2 separate regions of the Mus musculus genome follow, and region 2 is linked to region 1. The links are chromatin contacts, found by Hi-C or POLR2A ChIA-PET in ENCODE. All regions are on one chromosome and are shown on one strand. The core of a region is the stretch at or near the end of the contact, and the rest is flanking DNA. Distances in the headings are between cores, read along the strand shown. Region 1 holds the start of Zfp697 (zinc finger protein 697). Region 2 overlaps Zfp697 (zinc finger protein 697).

Region 1 (2,565 bases), core at 29-2,528:
TCCTGCCATCCTTTGGTAAAATGACTCAGCTCAGCTTTTAGTCATTTAGTTTTTGTGTGTTTGCTTTTTGCTTTCAAGACAAAATTTTCCTGTTTAGCCCTGGCTGTCCTAGACCTCCCTCTGCAGACCAGGCTGGCCTATAACTCACAGAGATCTATCTGCTTCTGCCTCCTGGGTGCTGGGATTAAAGGTGTGCTCCACCATCCGGCTTGTCATTTAGGCTCTCACATATGTAATTCATGAAGTTTATTTTTTATCTCTCAATTACTTCTCTTAAAAAGAAGCCTGGGCAGAGGCCAACAGTGGAGAAAAGGGATGTCACCAGGCCAGGATCTAGGAATGATCAGCTCTGCATGGTTTTTAGGGCAAAAGTGCTAAGATCTTTAAGGAGCCTGGATACCAGAAGAGCAGCCAAATGTTTTTCTTAAACAGGCCACAGCCAGAGTCCTGACTGCATAGAGTTGTGGTTCTCAACCTTCCTAATGCTGCGACCCTTCATGTTGTGGTGACTCCTAACCATTATTTTCATTGCTACTTTATAATTTTGTTACTGTTTATCAACTGTAATGTTGATAAATATCTGTGTTTTCTGATGGTCTTAGGCCACTTCTGCGAGAAGACCATTTGATCCACAAGGGGTCGTGACAGACAGGTTGAGAAACACTGAGCTAGAGAACCTGGGAGGTGAAAAAGTTGGTAGATGGACAGAGCACTGGCCACGCATGCAGGGGGCTTTAAGGTAGATTAGCGCACAACAGAAACAAAGCAAAACAACAAACTCGGGTTGGTATACACCTGAAGAGTAGGAAGAAGAATCGCGGTGAGTTGTCTAGGTGAGTCCCAGGCTAGGCTGAGTGTCAGAGTATGCTCGCCTCCCCCAGCCTCACCTTATGGAAGACCATCTATTAGAAGAAGAAGCGGGGGTGGGGTGGGGTGGGGTGGGGTGGGGGAAGCCGACGTAAAGAGAGCATATCACAAAGTTCACTTCTAAAGAAAAGGCCGCTCGCACTGCGCGCCCAGGGCAGCAAGCGTGTGAGGGCAGCATGCGTCTGCAGGATCGCGACTCTACCAAGCGGCGGCGGGTCGGCCATCGGCTCCGAGCTACTACAGCCCGACAGGGTCCTCTCCTCCAGTCCTGGGGTCTGAGTAGAGCCCCCGTTGTTGCTGCGGTGGCAGGAAGTCTCGGTGAACTACAAATCGAGGCATGCTGGGAACATTCCCTGCTCCTCCCAGGAAATGTCCTTTGTCCAGCCCCACAGGAAGCCCCAGCGAGGAGGTAGTGGGCAGCCAGCCCGAGTGCCAGCCCGCGGTTGCATAGCCTCAGCACCGGGCGCCAGGCTTGGGCAGTGCGCTCAGAGCTGCCCGGCGCATCACAGGTAGGAGCGCTGCTGCGGCTGGGCGCGCCGGCTTCGCGGATAGGGAGCTGGGAACCTGAGCTGATCATCTAGGGGCTGGGATGTGTGCTGTGGCTGAGCTGCCGCGCGAAGCTGTCCTTCGCACACTGGACTGTGGTCCGCCACCCCGTGGGCTCAGGAACCAAGGACAGAAGGGGACCCTTCGTGTCCTATAGCTGGGTTGAGCTCCCTTTGGTCTCTGTGGCGAGGGGAGGGGAGGAGGAGGCTGAGACTGCGCTGCCAGAGCAAGTCGGACCGTCCCACAGACCACCGAAGGGGGCATCAGAGACCCTGGGAGACCAAGCCCAGGGAGGAGCTTGCAAGACAAGCAGAAGGTGAAAGGCTTTGTGTGCATCGGTGCATCAGCTTAGATCGTGCTCCCTTTGCCTACTAAGTCAGTGCCCCCAGCCCCACTGTGAGGAAGGGGATGAAGGCGGGGACTTTGCGAAGGTCAGCAGGTTCATTTTGGCCCTTGTGAAACGTGTCTGTTACCTGCTCCTCCCATCTGTCTGACCGATTCGGATTGCCACCTGGGGGCTGCGATCGGACTGGGAGAAAGGTACAATGAGGACCTGCGAAAGGAAGGCTGAGCTAGCCAGCCGCGCGTGGCTCAGGAGGGGTCGTTGTCTGGTTTTGCTAGAATCCCCAACCACAAATATCCACGTTGGCTGATCATGGGCAGGTGGTGGACAGAGCTGGAGCCTGCGGCCAGAGAGCTTATTGAGGCTCAGGTGGCCTGGGGTGAGGCATATGTTAGCATGAGGGATGGTGAAGAGGAACAGTGAGACAGAGACCCTGGATGTACCTTACAGCCAGAGCACACAATAGCAGGTCTCTAGAACGGGACTTTAAGACTTCCTCTGGGACTTCCTCTGATTTAACCTTTATTTTCTTAACCACGCCCCCATCCCCCCCCCGCAGTGAATCAGCCACCCCCCACATGAGTATGAGGCATAATTTAATTTAGTGCTGTAATCCTGCCTGTTGAGTCAGGCTCCGTTGGCTGTCAGCATTCCCATATAGTGGGTCTCTTCCCAAGAGACCGTTGTGGTAAATGTGGCAATAGCTAGCGAGTTGGTGGTCTTTGTGAGCTGCTATGGACAAATGGGCAAGTTTAAACACAACCGGAGTGTGACTCCCATAAGGGAATTAATTCACCTGCCTCTGATGC
Region 2 (2,565 bases), core at 24-2,523, 35 kb after region 1:
TGAAGAAAAACCAAAAAGCAGGTAGTAAAATGTAAGTCTTCAGGGGAGGAAGAATTACGAATGCTAGGTATTCTTGTTCATCAGGTAGACGATTCTAATCAGTAAAACAGAGCATATGGATGGATGGGAGTATTCACCAGCACCTTGAACTGTTTCATCCTGAGTCAGGATTTCCCTGGCTGGTCCTCCTGCCTTGACCCTTCAAATGCTGGAATTACGGGGTGCTTGTCCAGCTTCTCATTTGAAGGCAGAGAATCTAATTTTCATTTAGGAGCTGTCTCTATGTCACACTTATTCTTATTTTGTCTACAAGGAGTTGCATAGTGGTCACATGGTGGAAGCTTGACGGGTGTGACAGGTTGCACAAGCTAAGGGGTCCTGTCTGAGATAATGGACAGGAAATGCCTGGTCCCAAGGACATTGTGTGGTTTTCTGTGTCTGTCTGTCTGTCTGGTGTGTGTGTGTGTGTGTGTGTGTGTGTGCTTGTTCATGTACATCCATGGGCACGTGTGTCTAGAGACTGAATTCAGGGCCCCCCACTGGCTATGTTGTCTTTGGGCTCCCCTCTCCAGGTGAAAGGGCATTAACTACAGATCAGAAACCAGATTATTCTGGCTTCTTCTGTCTGGAGAGTGGTCAGTATTTAGTTGCAGGCGTGTTTTGCTGTTCTTTGTCTGGAACTCAGGTCCACCTTGCTCAGCAGTCTGCACTCGGGTCTCTGGCATGGAGGGGTGGGTGGTCTGTGAAAGCCAGCCAAGGTGAGGGTCCATTGGCACCTGTGAATGTGACACATGGGAGGAGGGTGACAAAGCTGCTGTTCCTTGTTCACCAGAGACATCATCTGTCCAGTAAGGTGAGTGACTGACTTATTGCCCTTTGAGCTGGCCAGTAAAGGTGCAGGGCTCTGAGACCATCCCCTCCCCACCAAGAAGAAATTTGACTGTTAACTCTTTTACTTGGTTGCTGATGAAGATGGACAAATGATTAACCCTTGCAGTCCCCAGTTGGATCTCACTGCCTGTCCTGAATACAGCCTTTTGCATAGCTGCCTGGAGTTGTTTTTACCAGTTTCTTCCAAATTGGGTGTCTTTGCTTGGACACATATGCAAACTATCCCTGGGGAGAGAGTGGTGGGCCAGGGGCGTGGGAAGCAGCAGAAAGAAGCTTCTAGATTCTGCTGCTGAGTTTCTGGCTCAATCTTGAGAAGGTAAGGAAGGGGCCCCCCGAGATGAGTAGGAGACAGGAAGGGCGCTTCGGTCTGGAGGCTGCTGAATGGAGCCACTCTTGGCCTCCTGCCCAGAGAGCACTTCCTTTCCCTGACAAGATGTCTCTGCTGGCCTGGCCACCTGCCACCTGGCAGTGGCCTTAGCACATGACTCCTGTCTACCCAACTCCAAGGGAGTGGGCAGGAGGTTCCAGGTTTAGCCTGCCTCTTTGAGTCACAAGGCTTTTTTGCTAGCTGCCCCCACTTGCAATGATATAGGTGAGTCTTAACTTTACCTAGGGGATGGGCCACATGCTCAGAGTTTGGTTTTTGTTTTGCTTGCTTTCCTCACCCCCAATACAGGGTTTCTTTGTGTAGCCCTGGCTGTCCTGGGACTCACTCTGTAGACCAGGCTGGCCTCAAACTCACAGAGATCCTCCTGCCTTTGCCTCCCGAGTGCTGGGACTAAAGGCATGCACCACCACTGCCTAGTAGTATTCTTAACACATAAAATGAGTAACCCACTTTCCTGATAGTTGTAGGATCTATGGAGAGGGACTGGACCAACAGCACGATAAGTTGCATAGGTCCAATCAAATGGGACACTGCCTCCCAGCCTGGGACTATTGAAGCTGGTCTCTGATCTCCCTGGGGGCAGGGCAGGGCCACTGGAGGGTAGGAGTTGCTAGTGCTCTGTCACTTGGTGTTATTTCTGGCCTTAATTTCTCTCTGTAAAATCCAGGGAGGTGGGAGGGTGGTATGGGCTTGACTGACCATCCTAGGAAGTTAGATCTGATCTTTGAAGGGGTAGGACCCCGATCAAAGGAATAGTTTGCAGGTAGCTCTAGAGGGGGCTAAATATGTCAGTAGACCCAGGTCAAAGTCTGATTTCTAGCTCTCCTGGCTTCCGCTCCCCTCTGCTCCAGTCTTCGCCTCTTCCTTTTTATAGAGATACTTTGTGGGTAGGTATGCACCTCAGTTGACTGAGTGAACTGTCACGGCTTGGGAGGCATACCTGATCTCCTGGGTTTGGGTCTCAGTGCTGCATAAGCCCAGCAGGTAGTACCTGTTATCTCAGGACGAGAAACTCAGCATTATTTTTGACTATGTAGGGAGCTCAAGGCCAGCCTCGGACACAGACCATGTTGTTAACATACAACAACAACAACAACAACCCCTCCCCCAAAGCTACTAGATCACCTTTCCCCCACTCTGTAGCAGTATCTTCCCGGTGCAATGACTGGGCATTTCAGATGGCCTTCAGATGAGTGAGGCTTTTGAGCATTTTCCTAGTTATTTTAAGGATGTTACCATTTTAAAAAGCTGGGACCATCGAGGAGGAACAAGGGACATGAAAAATA

Evidence for each region. A loop is a pair of places that touch in the nucleus more often than their neighbours do. ChIA-PET counts read pairs that join two places held with the same protein, here RNA polymerase II (POLR2A).
Region 2: a loop to region 1 is called in a map of heart, with 3 times the contacts of the local background. The contact joins the enhancer-like site here to the promoter of Zfp697 in region 1. A Hi-C loop is called at or near these places in 19 of 37 maps with a recorded cell type or tissue (Patski, adrenal gland, gastrocnemius and 3 more). POLR2A ChIA-PET finds 5 or more read pairs at or near these places in 4 of 5 experiments (Patski and embryonic stem cell).

Annotation. Positions count from the first base shown.
Region 1 is chr3:98,381,203-98,383,767 of GRCm38, forward strand. It overlaps Zfp697 (zinc finger protein 697), which reads left to right and starts at 1,279. Exons shown (of 3, transcript NM_172863.4): 1 at 1,279-1,376. It also overlaps a transcript of Gm52610 not described here.
Region 2 is chr3:98,416,223-98,418,787 of GRCm38, forward strand. All of the region lies in intron 1 of Zfp697 (zinc finger protein 697), which reads left to right. Among named protein-coding and RNA genes, the nearest start is that of Zfp697, 35 kb to the left of the region's middle. Within about 2 kb of position 1,274, at least 1 of the 3 ENCODE cell types and tissues checked has a DNase peak (open chromatin) inside an H3K27ac peak, as active enhancers do; it is heart, where a contact is called at or near this core.